2 separate regions of the Homo sapiens genome follow, and region 2 is linked to region 1. A link is a loop called in an ENCODE intact Hi-C map of the cell type or tissue named here. Cell type or tissue: endothelial cell of umbilical vein. All regions are shown on one strand.

Region 1 (8,000 bases):
TCTATGCACAGAGTCTAAAGCAATCTTTTCAAAAAGTCAATCTGATCACACCCCTGCCCTTTCACATTTGCTACTAGAGGATAAAAATCCTGAACATGGGCCACTGGGCCTGGAATAAGGTAGCCCCTGCTTGCATTCTGACCTTCCCTGGGACCACTGGTGACTACTCCAAGCATAGTCAATTTCTCAAATGGGCCTTACCCCCTGCTGCCACAGGGCCTTCGCATGTGTGCTTTTCTCTGCTGGGAATGCCTTCCAGGCTCACACCCGGATGGTACCTGCCTTCTCATTCCTTCACCTGGTTAGCTCCTGCCCCTCTTCAGGGGTTCAGCTGGCTGTTGGGTCCCCTGTTACAAGCTCTCATAGCACAGCCTGATTCACCATGCTTTGAGCTTACATCTATTTATGAAGCTCCCTGTCTTCAGGCACCACTGAATCCCTTAGCCAAGGGCCTGTCATAAACATGAAACAGGTTCTGAGGCAATGCTGCGACTGAAAGAATGGAATTGAACAATGGGTCCTCCCACAGCATTATTATTAGGGAAGAAGGCTTGTAGTATCATTGTTCCCACCATGGCCACCATTAAAGTCAGGCTCTACGTCAGGAAAACTAGCTAATGCATGTTGTGCTTAATACTCAGGTGATGGGTTGACAGGTGCAGCAGTCCACCATGGCACACGTTTACCTATGTAACAAACCTGCACTTCCTGCCCATGTACCCTGGAACTTAAAATGAAATAAAATAAACACTCAGGCTCTAGGATCACAAATGGAATCACCTGACAACACTACAGTCCACCAACTAATTGGTTATGTTTTCAGGTTGTTTGTTTCCTCAAAGCAGATTGAAGACTTTAAAAAGTTTCAGCCTGGCCAACATGGTGGAAACCCATCTCTACTAAAAATACAAAAAATTAACCGGGCGTGGTGACAGGCACCTGTAGTCCCAGCTACTCGGGAGGCTGAGGCAGAAGACTCGTATGAACCCAAGAGGCGGAGGTTGCAGTAAGCCGAGACTGTGCCACTGCACTCCAGCGTGGGCAACAGGGTGAGACTTTATCTCAAAAAAAAAAAAAAAAATTAAAAAGGTTATTCACACACCCACACTCACATCTGCATATGGAATTGGTTGTTGTAAGTACATCTTTATTAGGACAAGCACACAGCCAGGGCTTGGGTGGGCCCATTAATGAACCTGGCTCTCTGAAACTCTCAGGCCAGATTTCCATTGCCAACAACAGCCCCTGCCTTCCCAGAATGTGACTTGGAGCCTGAAAGCCTGGGTAATTCTTCAACTTCTGCTACTACCCAGGGATATTCATCCCAGGTTCACATCCAGTAGCAGTCGTGCCCACTTTCACAGCAGACCGACTTCCCATCCAGGCAGGAGAGCAGGAAGGCACGGGCTGGGTTGTACAGTTTGGCTCTGAGCAGGGTAAGGCATCAGAAACCTGATCCATGTAGCAGAGCGGGCAGCAGGGCCTGGAACCTGGCCCAGGACCCTCTGACAAGCTGGCTGCTCCAAGTGTGAAAAGTGTCCCACAGGATTCCTTTTAGCGCTGACAATCTAAGATTCAGCTAACTTTCATAAACTTGGTATTACAGGTTTATAAAAACATCCTGCTGCTCTTGATTTTTTTAGGATATGGAAACAGAGATGGAATTGATAACAGGCAGCAGTCTGATTTCAGTCTGATTCTGATTTTCTCTGTCACCTGACGCATCACCTGATAGAGAGGAATACTGAAATCCACTTTCTCTGTAATAACGTTACTGAAAAAAACAGTGAGATGAGCTAAGGCAGGCAGGTAGGGAGGAGGAAAAGAGGCAAGGGACATGGTAATAAATGTATGCAAAACCAAACAGGATAATCCAGAGAAGCTGTAGAAAAACAACGTGCTGCTCTGCGGAGACCCACAGAGGGCATCTTGCAGGCAGAAACTGCACCAATGCCAGCTTCTCACCTTGGACTCTGGTTAGCAATAGGAATCTATTACCAGTGATAGATTTTTGAGTCTCTAACCTTTCCTATCAGTGATTTTTCATAGACTGTCTGCTGCATGCTGGGGGAAGAGCCACTTTCGTCTTAAGTTTTTTGGCCATTAATGATATCCAGGATGGCATGTCTTTTAATATGGTAGGTAAACAAAGAAACATCATGCTTGGCGTTATGTAAAATTAGAGCATTATTCTTAAAATTCAATTTGTAACATTCTCTTCTAGTCATACAGATAAATATTCTCTAAATGGACCCTGAAATCATATATTATGTATGTAAAAGCACTAATCTTAAACCTATTTCCAAAAGACTAACCACCGCATCAAACAAAATCCTTGTAAATTCCGTTTTGAATTTATGCATACTTCTTCGCCAGTCTCAACCTTTCCAATAGTTATGCATTCCTTTGCCTTCTAAAAGCCAGGTTTATTGAAGTATAATTTATGTACAGTAAAATTTCATGCTTATTCTTTAAATAACAAGTCAAAACAAAAAACTACCAATGCTTATAATTAAAATGTTAATTTTAAGAGGTGAAATGTTAACAAGTCCTTTTTGATAAGTACAAGTGTTTACTGCTTACTTTACTTAGGAGACAAAAAAAATTAATATTTTCATAATGATGGGATTTGTAAAACAGCACGGCTATGTAGAGATATCACCTTGAAGGACAGTTGTGAATCTGTACAGAACTAGTTTATTTAATAATCATAATACAGTATATGAACTCAGTAATGCCCAGCTATGGGGGTGATATGGATTTGTCTGGATGACTTCAAACACATAAATAACAATTTATAGAAGAGCATGGAAGATGTGATCTGTTACTGAGACATGAAATACCATCATTGCCTTAAAAATGATAGCTACCCTTTGCTTCAATGATTCCTAGTAGATACTTTGAAGATGTAAAAGTTATTTTCAGTACATAAATAATGCTCATACATTAAAAAATTGGCTAGATTATTAACTTAGTACTTTGTGGGCAGAAGCTTTATTTATAATAATGAATGCATGACTTAAAATATATAAATTATATATTACATACAAAATTAGGTTAGAAACAAGTATATTGGAACTCTTATTGCCTTACTTCTCCTCCTTCCAAGAATTAAAATGACAAACACCTTGTATTTCATATTCACTCTCACTCACATAACATAAAGTGAGCAGTATGCAAAACAGCCCATAGAGTTACCTATCTGCCTTTATTAACTCTGTGATCTTGGGAAAGTTAGCTAACTTTTCTGTGTCTCAGTTTCCAAATCTACATAACAGACTTGGAACATGGTTCTCCAAATGCGCATACTAAGAGCACCTGCCTTAAAGGGTCGCTGTTAAGGCTAAAGTAGAGAATGCAAGTATATTCAGCCCTTCATGTCTGCAAGCCCAGTCAACTCCAAATAAAAAAAATACTCAAAGAAAAAACAATGGATGGCTGCGTCTGTACTGAACAAGTGAAGATTTTTTTTTTTAAAAAAACTTGTCATTATTCTCTAACCAATACAGTGTAACAACTATTTACATAACGTTGACATCATATTGGGTATTACAAGTAATCCAGAGATGATTTCAAGTATAGGGGAGGATGTGCATAGGTTACATGCAAATACACCATTTTATTTCAGGGACTTAAGCATCTGCAGATTTTGGTATTGTAAGGTGGGCAGAGGGTGGTGGGGGGGGGTCCTAGAACCAATCCCCTATGGTTACTGAAGAGTGATTATATAGTCCCTAGAGCTGTATTTGGCACCTGCAAAGCTGTCAATAACTATAAGCTGAGGCAATTCCTATCTACAACTCACTACTATGCTCCCCAATGAAAATGACTTACAAATTATATAGGAAGTTCATGTTTTCAAAGTGAGTCATCTCCACAACAAACATGTTTCTCGATAGTCTGAGGGATCTGAATTTAAACACTCCCCTTTCCTACCCTAAGGAGACATAACCACAAATACGGTGATTACACATTACGTGAGTGGCATTTCCCACGTGCCAGATACCTGGCTGTGTGTGTTTTTCTGCACTATCTTATTATTCTTCAAAGTAGTGCTTGGATATATGTGCTATAACAGACTTTACATGTTACGGAAGAGGAAATTGAGCCCTAAGAGAACTTAAAGGTCTTGCTCAAGGTCATACAGCTAAAAAGTAGTGACTCTAGAACAGAAACCAGGCTCTGGGTCTCCCAGACCTGTGGCATTAACTGCCACACATAGCGCAGTGTTCTGATTTTGCCCGCTAAATGGATCTGCAGAAAGAAGAAAAGGAAAGGGAATATTTATGGTGAACAGGAGAGCAATATTCATAGCAGGAGGAAGTAAGAGTGAACATTTTCTCAATCCTATTAATAAAAGTGATCTGATAAGCAAAAATGTGTATTGTGACAGGTTAAATTACATTTAAGAAAACACCAGTACAAATAATTGAGATTTAATTATTTCATGGCATTTCTGCAATCACCTATTTTTTCATGAAAGCATTCCAGAAAACCCTATATTCCTGGTCTAATTTTATCTGCAAGAAAATGAAATCAAGGAAATTGTATGATAATATTTAATAGCTCTGATTTCTCAACACGCTTCCTCATATATCTTAAAGGGGGGAAAAAGCAGTCTTGTTGGAATGGGTCCAGAAGTTTCAAGATACAAATATATTTTTCCTTAAGCCATTAAACACCATAACCAATGGGCAAAATCATTTTATATGGCTTTCTAAAATATCATGTCAGAGTTGCAAATTTCGTAAACATAAATAAGGATTTGGGCTAGCAAGGTTGGTGAAGGTCACTTCTACTCTCATCTTTTAAACCATATCTTGGAGAGTTTTTAAAATGCAGAAGTATTCATTCTAGGTGAGATTTAGTACCAAAGGTGGTTTTGTTTGTTTGCATGTTTCCCAAAAGCTCATCTTTTCCTCCAAAATGTCATAGAAGATATCAGAAAAAGAATGAATCATAATAATGAAAAATCCTGAAAATCCAAACATTTCATTGGAAAATAAACTTTTCCAAAAGAAAAAATTTCTTTCATGTATGCAACAGACCTAGGATAGTCACTTCATCTCTCATAAATCAAAGATTACAAGTCACAATGTGGCTGGGTGCGGTGGCTCACGCTGTAATCCCAGCACTTTGGGAAGCTGAGGCGGGCGGATCGCTTGAGCTCAGGAGTTCAGGACCAGGCTGGGCAACATGGCAAAACCTCATCTCTACTAAAAACACAAAAATTAGCCAGGCGTGTGGCGCACACCTGTAATCCCAACTACTTGGGAGGCTGAGGCAGGAGAATCACTTGAACTCGGGAGGCGGAGGTTGCAGTAAGCCGAGATCACGCCACTGCACTCCAGCCTGGACGACAGAGCGAGACTCTGTCACAAAAAAAACAACAAAAACAAGTCACATTTTGTCTAGAAGGTTTTAAAATATATACGTATATATACATATATGTGTATATACATATATGTATATACACATATATGTATATATATGTGTATATACACATATGTGTATATATATGTGTATATACATATATGTGTATATATATGTGTATATACATATATGTGTATATATATGTGTATATACATATATGTGTATATATATGTGTATATACATATATGTGTATATATATATACACACACACACACACACACACACACACATACATATATAAATGTGCATTCAAAACAGAAACCACAACTACAACAAAAGCAACAGCAAGAAAGCAGTTTCTGGAACCACTGGGCACAGCTCTCATTCTGGTGTTTTGTGATATCCCACCCCTTCTGAGTGATAGGAGAAAGCCCGTTCCCCATTTGGGAGGGTTTCAGTAAAGGAGAAAGACACCAGGTCAGGAACGCTGTGTTCAACTGTGGCCTCAAACATCTTAACTGTCAAGAATCAAGACTCAAAACAGCCCCTGCTCACTATCCGTACAGTCAGGAGCCGTGGTTTATTCATCCTGGTATCCTCCTTCTTGGTTCAATGACTGAAACATCATTGTTTACAGATGAACCATCACCTCCTCTCTGACTCTTTTGCCCCGATCAAGTCCCTTCTCTCCAGCAGAATCAAACCCTTCCACCCTGATGTTCCCATTGGTCCCCGCACACACTTCCATCGTAGCTCCCCGAACACTTTATTTCATATATTTAAAGTGTTTTTTTCCTTCCTCCTACCCTGTATGTCACCGAGGCAGGGCCTCAAGCTCCTTCCAGCTCCAGGGGTTACTACATGGCACATGTCAGTCAATACTTCTGAGTAACAGTCTCAAAGATACCATGGTGGCAAGCATTAGCTTGCAAGGCATTGTAACTAATAATATTAAAATATGTGAGTAAGCACATGGATAAGATGTCCAGCATCAAAGCCGTTAGGGAAATGCAAATCAAAACCACAACGAGACATCACACTGGTGTGAAATGAGGCTGGAATCAACACGCAAACCAAAACCACAATGAGATAGCATTTCATACCAGTGGGTGTGAAATGGGGCTGGAACCAAAATGTCAGATGGTAACATGTGTTGGCCAGGATGTGGAGGTACTGCAACTTTTTTTTTTTTTTTTGAGATGGAGTCTCTCTCTGTCTCCAGGCTGGAGTGCAGTGGTGTGATCTCGGCTCACTGCAACCTCCGCCTCCCAGGTTCAAGCGATTCTCCTGCCTCAGCCTCCTGAGTAGCTAACATATGCGTGCCAATGCACCCAGCTCATTTTTTATATTTTAAGTAGAGATGGAGTTTCACCATGTTGGCCAGGATAGCCTCAATCTCCTGACCTCGTGATCTACACGCCTCGGCCTCCCAAAGTGTTGGGATTACTGGTGTGAGCCACCGCGCCCAGCCCGTACTGGAACTTTCACACATTGTGGATAGGTATGTAAAGTGGTTGCAGGTGCTTTGGAAAAGAGTCTGGCTGCTCCTCAAACGGTTAAACATAGTTACCATTTGACCCGGCAATTCCACTCCTAGGTACACGCCCAAGACAAATGAAAACGTATGTCCATGCAAAAACTTGTACGGAAATGTTCACAGAAGCATTACTCATAATAGCCAGAATAACCCAAATATCCATCAATTTGTGAATGGACAAAGAAACATGGTAAAACCATATAGTATGATGTTATTCAGACATAAAAAGGAATTAAGTACTAACATATGGTATGACTCCATTTATATGAAATGTCCAGAACAGGCAAATGTAGAGAGACAGAGAGTAGATGAGTGGTTGCCAAGGGCTGGGGGAAGAGAAGTTGGCGGTGATGCTAAGGGTTGTGGCATCTTCTGGGGGGATTATAAAATGTTCTATAATTGACTGTAGGGATGAATGCTAACTGTATGAATATATAAAAAGCTACTGAAGTGCACATTTTGAATGAGTGAATTGTATGGGATGTGAATTTTATCTCAATAAAGCTATTTAAAAAAAACTCCACCACCACATGAGCTCTTTGGCATCTGACTATTCTTTGACTGGCACATAGGCAGGAATTGGGATGACTGCTAAACTGTGTGCTTTCTTCTTTTTCTTGTTTTTCTTTGAGACAAGGTTTTGCTCTGTCACCCAGGCTGGAGTGTGGTGGCCTGCTCAGGGCTCACTGCAGCCTTGACCTGCTGGGTTTAAGCAATCCTCCTACCTCAGCCTCCCAAGTAGCTGAGACTACAGTCATGAGCCATTGTGCCTGGCTAATTTAAAAAAAAAAAAAATTTTTTTTTTTTTTTAAGAGACTAGGTCTCACTATGTTGCCTAGGCTGGTCTTGAACTCCTGGGCTCAAGCCATCCTCCTGCCTCCACTTCCTAAAGTGCTGGGATTACAGGCACTAGCCTCCACACCTAGCGTTACGTGCTTTCTTCTGAATGAAGTGTCTTTGAATCACTTTTGTCTTCCATCTCACAAAGAATGATCATTTTGGGGAAACTAAGGCAGTTCAAAGGCAGCTCAATCAACCAAAGTCAGATAACCTGATTTCTCAAATGCTAATGTGCTGACTCTGGGCAGAG
Region 2 (8,000 bases), 130 kb after region 1:
ACTATGGCTTTTAACCTTAGGAATTCTCCCGTTCTTCGACTGGAAGGAGTAAGGATCCAGAGCCACAGGAACGCTTCGTCCATGGAGCTCCTACACTGACCTAACGGGACGTCAAGTGCACACACAGATCACTTGCAGAGGCAGCAGGGGACACGGCGGAGCAGCCACTTGGAAGCTGTACAGAAAGCTCTGTCGCCTCCTCATTCTGGTCACTTAATCACTTTACACCTGCCTCCTCCACGTAATACAGAGTGGGGGTTCAACAAATTCACTCTTTTCTCTTTCACTTCCTGCTGAAGTTATTATATAGGTGTTGTTCTTGATGGTCCCACAGGCTGTGGGGTGCCTTGTATTTCTTTCCACACAGTGCTGGTTCAGTTGGATGAAAAGGAGGGCTTCACAGAGAAAGATGAGCATTCATCTCAACTTTCTGAAGGATAAGCCAAATTCAGAGAAAGGGGTAGGAACATCAGTTTTTTTAAAAAAATCAGGTGACTAGAACAAAGAATAGATAGGCAGGGGAAAAAAGCTAAAGAACCAGCAAAAAATTAGACAAAAGAGGGTTCAGACTGAAAACAGCAAAACGCAAGGTCAATGAGTTTGTTACTGGTTATCAATTGTATCTGAGTGGTTTTGGTCTATGAGGCTGACTGATGAACAGAAAGAAAAATGGAAATGGGAAAGGTATTCCGTTAAAAAAAAAAAAAACTGCATATGCCCATATGCCCACACACGTTCTGTTCAACCCTGGGAGCTACAGGATTGCAAATTCTTATTTAACAAAATGTAAATTTAAGCAGATTAATAAGATGGCACTTATCAATATTTTTTAAAAAGTCATCAAGAATGAGTTCTGTGATGCATTAAAAATCATCTAAAGTTTTATACAAATCTCCAAGGAGCATCTCCTTTAAGAAATAGCATCACTAGGCCGAGGCAAGCAGATTGCTTGAGGCCAGGAGTTCAAGACCAGCCTGGCCAACATGGTGAAACCCGTCTCTACTAAAAACAAAAACTAGCTGGGCATGGCAGTGCACACCTGTAGTCCCAGCTACTAGGGAGGCTGAGGCAGAAGAATCGCTTGAACTCGGGAGATGGAGGTTGCAGTGAGCCGAAATCACGCCACCGCATTCCAACCTGGGTGACAGAGTGAGATCCTGTCTCAAACAAACAAACAAAAAAATAGCATCCCTATGTCCACACTGCATGCAAACATACTAGTGTTATCTTCATCCGATTCTGGAGTTTCTAAATCTGAGCTGCATGGACCTCTAAAGAATTCATGGATGAACACAATGGGATCCACAAGCCTCTGCTGGAATTACAACCATCACGTGCACTTCTCTACAGATCAGGGTTGTAGTTTTCACTCTATTATTTAAAAAGATCAGTGACTTAAGAAAAGTTAAGAAGGCTGGGCACAGGGGCTCACAGTGGCCTGTATTTCTGGTACTTTTGGAGGCCAAGGCAGGAGGACCACTTGAGCCCAGGAGTTTGAGTCCAGCCTGGGCAAATTAGCCAGGCGTGGTGGTGCACATCTATCTAGGAGGCTTGCTTGAGCCCAGGAGTTTCAGGTTACAGTGAGCTAGGATTGTGCCACTGTACTCCAACCTGGGTGATAAAAACACTATCTCTAAAAAATAAAAACATAAAAAAAGAGAAGAGATGCTCTACAAGAATGTATGTACCTAAGTATTGCACCTCTTAGTGTATCTCCTCTATCATTCTGCACACATACTCACATGTACACACACATCAAGTGATATAGGAGAGAGGGCATCAACTGAAAATGTACGTATAATATTTTGCTATTAAATCAATTCTGTTTGATAGACATTCTATCATCAATAGCAATAGAAACCTTTTTCAGGATCAGCCCCGCACATGGGCTAATTATGAGTTGGAAAGTGACAGGCTTACACTCCCCCGTCTTATTTTCTCCACAGCCTGCCACCGTTCTGAAGTTCTCACGATTGGGGTGGTTCCATTTAAAAATATATTGTGGAGGAATTAGCACGTTAGCTGGCTTCCGCTTAGCACAAAACAGGACCTCTAGAAAAAGGATTCTAGAACAGGTACATTTTGGTTGGTGGGGCTGACAACAAAAGGAATGGGGGTGGGGGGTGGCCACAGTCTACAAGCTGAGGACAGATTAGATGCCACCGGCAGGACACGTCTTCGACTTCATTCGCTGGCCTTGGCTGCACTGGTTCTGGGTTCCTGGGTCAACAGACCCTCCCATAGCATGATCTCAGGTGCTCACTCACTACAGCCAAAAAATCGCAACACATGCCCAACTGCCAGTGCTTTTTTATGGTAACCTGACTACCGGTACCATCAGATAGATATTGTTTAATTAATAGCTGTTAGACTCAAAGATACTATGCATATTTTTTTAACTCTCATCTTTTAATGATGGCAGAGAAGCAAACTGATAAATGTGCAGTAATTTAAAAAAATAAGTTATTGATCAAAGCCTCTGTATTATAAACACATTTACACTCTGTTAAAATGCGAACAGCAAGTTGTTTTGATATTGTCACAAGATAAATTCATGACACAGAGACCATTTATTTTACATATTCCCCCCTCATGGTTTAATTTCATACAAGCCATGCACAAGAACTTTTGCATAAAGCATGACAAATAATCTATGAAGGAGGGAATAACTACAGACTTAAGAACAGCAAGGTCTGAGAAGAGTGGTGAAGGTCGTCCTCAGGAATTCAGACAGTTAATTCTTCTCAATCATCCCAGCAATCTATTATGTCTGCATAAAAAGGTTTCAATGTATTATGCTTTTTAAAAACTGCTAAATTTTCTTCATTATAATTGGATCTACAAATTTTAAGAATGCAGTATTTTCATGTGAAATATGCTGCTTAATTTGTTTATAATATGACTTATGGTAGATAATCAATGTATACATCTGCATAAAATTTAAAAGTATTAAATTCTATGTACTTAGAATATTATCTTTGATAAATAAATTATTGAAACCACCAAAGAAGGTATCTTAGTATTTCTTGTTTGTTATAATTCTAAATTCATACATAAGCTGTAACTAATAGGAAATAGTGTATATTAAAAAAAAAAAACCCACATTTTGCCATAAAACTTAGGTTTACTACCTGCCTGGCCATTTCCGATGCATTAAATGATGAGATATGGTCACAGTGAAGACCTGAAATTGTAGGCAAAACTGCCAATACCTCAGGAAAAGGTTTTACATGGCAGTTAAAAGTATAAAACTAAACAATTACATTCAGAGACCCACACTTTTGAAAAGTTTTACATAAATGTCGGCTCCTCAATGTTTGCACAGAGCAAAAAGATATCCTTGGTTATTTCTTGCACAAAATGACGAATGTCTAATCCTCAACACACATGGGTCACAAAATTTAAAAAAAAAAAAAAAAACTACTGCCGTATTTAAGCCCATCATTCCTTGGCTCTATGATTGTAAAGATGAGATGGCCATCATTTACTGGACATAAGGTCATATTTTTATTTTTTTTTAATTTTTTTTTTGAGATAGGGTCTTGCCCTGTCACCCAGGCTGGAGTGCAGTAGTAGCTTGCAATGTTTACGTGTGGGTTTTGCTGTTGGAATAAAATTTTTTTAAAACTTAAGGAAAACTTCACTTAAAAACGTAATGCCCAGAGCTTGTTTTATCACTGCTACAGAATGCAATTCATTTCCTGTTGTACATTCATTTCATATTCTCCCCAACACAATGGAATTGAGCAGTATACGAATCAGCATAAATATGCACAAAATACACATTTTCCTGATTTTTACAGTTATTTTTGAATTAAAATCTGGTTACATAAATACTTCAAACTTTCTTCCACAGATTAAAAAAAAAAACTCAAATATGCCCAATACAAAATACTATGGAAAGCAGTATAATTCTTTCAACGTAAGGATATTGGAGGAAGAGAAATGTTTCTAATTTGAGAAAGTAGCCATAATAAACACTAAAAAATGATACGTGAAACTGAATATTTTCATGGTAGGAGAACAAAAAACACAGCATACCTCCTTCTATAAGGATTTACCTTAAATGTGGTAAAAACTGCACTGTGTAAGCAGCAATAGCAACATGCCCTGTGGTGCAGGGCCGGAGAGCCTGCACAAAATTTATTCTCACAACAAAGGTGGTTTCTAATCTTTAGGTACAAAACCTGGAGGAGACATATGTGTCTCAACAGTGACCTCTAGTGGACAAGTCTTAAAATGGTTGTCCCCAAAAGAAACTCCTTTTTAAAAACAAAAAACAAGTAGGAAAGCATTTACAAAGCTCACACTTCCAAAACACCATAAAACCTAGGGATTGGATTAAGGAGCAGACTAAAAAAGACTCAGCTGACAGTGGCTTGAAAGGGAGGGTAACCACAGAGGCCAGGGGCAGGAAGGAAAAGCAAAGAAACACAGGAAGATGACCTTCGGCATTATTGCTGCCTTCCCACGCATCTGAGCGGTCATGAAAACAGTTTCCCTGGCTGCGAGTCCTTTGTGTGCCTGAGTAACACATCACAGCCCATCATTCCTTGGCTCTATGATTGTAAAGATGAGATGGCCATCATTTATTGGACATAAGGTCATATACCTTTTTTTTTTTTTTTTTTTTGAGATAGGGTCTTGCCCTGTCACCCAGGCTGGAGTGCAGTAGTACAATCACAGCTCACTGCAGCCTCAAACTCCTGGGTTGAAGTGATCCTCACACTACAGCCTCCACAGTAGCTGAGATGCCTGGCTCATGTTTTTTTTAAGAGATGGGGTCTTGCTATGTTGCCCAGGCTGAAGGTCATGTATCTTTAGAGCATCACGCTCTACCATGTTTGAAATGAGCACACAACGAGTAAGAAACAGAAGTCTGTGGCAGCCACATCTACTCAAGTCCCTATACCAGTTAATCCCAAAGAAACCATCTGATCCCAATGTTCCCCACTTTCTCTCCAGCCAGCAGTTTCCTCTCTGCCCTTCCCTGTCATTCACATACCTCCTGGGAGCAATGAACACTCGGTTTATACAGGTAATTACTGCGAAGCCACTAAGGGCCCAGTCACAGGCATTCAGGAAGAATATGAAATGATCCATGCTTCCACAAAAGCTGACCATCTATTTGGAGAGAGAAAAAAAACACAAAGGAAGAGAAGGACAGGGAATGCCATGCTAGAGTTAAAGAGTCTACATGCAAGAGAGTTTGGGGAGGAAAGGCTTCAGATGGGCCAGACCAGCCAGGGGGCCCCCAGGGGAGGATGGGGAGAGGCTGGTAGAGAGGAGGAGGGAGGAGGAGAGGCAGGCAAGAGTAGATCCTGGGCCCAGAGGCAGGGCTACGGGGGGACAGAAGATGATCCATCTTCCTAGAGCAGCAAATGGAGAGGAGAGGCTGGCATGGGATGTGGGGCAGATTAGGGCAGTTTCTGAAAGGCAGAGAGGGGCAGTGAGTGCATGAGAGTAAGCCAGCCTTCTGCCAGGTGCGTACTGCATCACAGGCAGGTGCTCAAAGAAAGCATTATTTCCGAAAGGATCTTCAATCTGAAACTCTTCCCATTGGGCCAGGATGGCTTTGCATTCTGACTTTGCCAATGACTTTGTTGCATTCAAAGTTAGTACCTGCCCATTCATAGCAAAAAGGCAGAAGAAAAAAATTCACTTGCAACTATTCTTCCCGTCTCCTTAAACACATCATGCATATATACATATCTAGGAAAGTTGCTACAGACAGATTAAGTCCCCCGCTGACTTCAAAAACCCATCAACGCTGCCCCAAGCTCCCAGGTTTAAATTCAAATAGGGGCACCATAATAGTCTTGGAGCATTAACAGCAATTAGCTTGACAATACATTAATATTTTTATGAACTGCAGTATTTAAAAGTTCAGGAATTTCTGCTCCCAGATTCTTGAGGAATTTCAGAATCACAGATCCCACTTTCAGCTTCCTTGTCGCCTCACTTTTACTGCCCTGGGTAGACATGTCAAGGCCAAAACCACTGGCAAGAAAAGGCAAGTCAACCACGTGCCACACTGTTTCAATAACCCTGTAGATCTTAAGTCAGTGGAGTCAACAGTGTCCCCAAATCAATGTCCCAGTTTGAGTAAACCATTCATTCCTTCCATGAGTACATAAGTGGAAATGTCAGAGAACGGTGTAATTGGCATACTAAGAGAAAAACATGAATACTTTTGCAAGATAAAAGCAGTGCCGGGTGAGGGGGTGGGGGAGTTATCTTTTGAGTCCCTGTGGTTTTAATGTGGCGTTGTCAGCTGGTCCCTATTAAAAACAACAGAAAGTGAAAGACACTGATTACCATAAAAAGTGACAGCAGGGTGTGCCTAGCCACTTACACTTAATGCATATTTATATTTCCATCAAATGGACATATTTACTATAAACACTTGAAAAACCATAGCAAAGTCATTCATTTAAATGCCAGAAAAATAGTAAAGGATGCTAATTTGACCTTACTGAAACAGATCGGGTGTCAGTGACGCTACTCAGGATGGCTTGAAACAGAATTTACCAAGACTATTAATTAGAGTTTACTGGATTAGGTCAAGAGTGTCTCAAATGGAGTGAAGAAAAGGAAAAAAAAACTGGCAAGGCAGAAATATAAAGTTTGGATTCTTTCACAGTCAGTCTCCTGAATGGCCAACACAATGTAACTCCACATATAAATATGCTCCTCTAAATTAACCTAATATTATAATGCCTGGAGGAAGAAACTGATCCATTGACTCCTGAGATTTCTATCTTTGTGAAGATGTAAAAAGAAATAAACTACAGTGATCTGAAAGATGTTTTTAAAGAAGAGATCAATGAATGATATAATAGAAATAAAGGTTTTGCTTTCTTCCTGTTGGAGACAGGGTCTACCTCTGTCGTCCAGGCTGCAGAGCAGGGTCGTCATCATGGCTCACTGCAACCTCGACCTACTGGGCTCAGCCTCTTCAGTAGCTGGGACCACAGGTGCTGGACCCACTATGTCCGGTTAATTTTTTGATTTTTGGTAGAGATGGGGGCCTCAGTATGCTGCCTTGGCTGGTCTCAAACTCCTAGGCTCAAGCAATCCTCCTACCTCAGCCTTCCTAAGTGCTGGGATTACAGGCATCGGTCACTGATCCTGGCCAGTTTTGCTTTCTTGTGTAAACTGGTTTGCACAAGATAAGCAAAACAAGGTATCATTGTTGTAACAATGGTAAGCTTAGCAATTAAGAAATACTTTACTAAACTACACAACAGAACATGTCAGTTATTACTGCTCACAAATCTTGGGGGATTTAGGAATCACGTGGTCCACGCTTCAAAACAGACCATGAATCCCTTCTGAACTGAGAATCTGGTCTCTGTGGACCACGGGACCATTTCCCAGAAAAACAATGGAACCGGCAATAAATTACCTGTTACAACAATGACCACACATGACTTGTAGGTCTCACTTTTGGCTTCTGTGGCCACCACTACTTAAGTGTGACAACTGTGCCGTCACTCTGCCTTTGCCTTACAAATATACGCTTTGGCTAACAACGACTAATCCACTTGTTTCTTGCACATGAGGGGACCCTGCTGCCACTCTTAATTCTCAATAATCAACAGCTCTGTGACATCGCTTCAAGCTGTATATAATGCACATACACACATAAATTCATGACACAAATCCCTCAACATGACATTCTGCTCAATTTCACTGGACTCGGAAAGCTCCTTCACAAATTCTTGCCACATGATTAGAAAATCATTCAAGTCTGCAAGAAAAATGGCAAGCAAAAAGAACTGAGTCATTAGGAATGGGAAAGGAGCGTGGGTCCCTGTCATTAAAATCTTTAAAGCCACAGCTCTACGAAGAAAACGGCCCATCATGCACACAAGATAGTCATATAAAAATAGGCATTCATCTATGCTAAGCAGATACGTCTACTGTGGGGCTCTATGGATACCCAGCAGAATTTTTCTTTTGGGGAAGCCAGACTCAAAAATTTGAAAAATGCAGAT

The links. Hi-C counts contacts between places; a loop is a spot of excess contacts. Peaks named below come from ENCODE experiments on the same cell type or tissue, not always from the same donor. Only the 100,000 strongest peaks of a DNase experiment are listed, where the experiment ranks them.
Region 2: it touches region 1 in a loop (2.0-fold over the local background); 2 of 110 quality-filtered maps call a loop at or near these places.

What each region holds. Positions count from the first base shown.
Region 1 is chr10:16,640,428-16,648,427 of GRCh38, forward strand. The region is part of intron 8 of RSU1 (Ras suppressor protein 1); the gene reads right to left. Among named protein-coding and RNA genes, the nearest start is that of C1QL3, 120 kb to the left of the region's middle. In endothelial cell of umbilical vein, no CTCF peak of the experiment used is centred here; a DNase peak (open chromatin) is centred at 3,944; H3K27ac peaks cover 568 bases.
Region 2 is chr10:16,773,406-16,781,405 of GRCh38, forward strand. The region is part of intron 3 of RSU1 (Ras suppressor protein 1); the gene reads right to left. Among named protein-coding and RNA genes, the nearest start is that of RSU1, 40 kb to the right of the region's middle. RefSeq lists a silencer at 6,345-6,394. In endothelial cell of umbilical vein, a CTCF peak has its summit at 4,269 (motif pointing left); DNase peaks (open chromatin) are centred at 3,716 and 4,466; H3K27ac peaks cover 2,577 bases.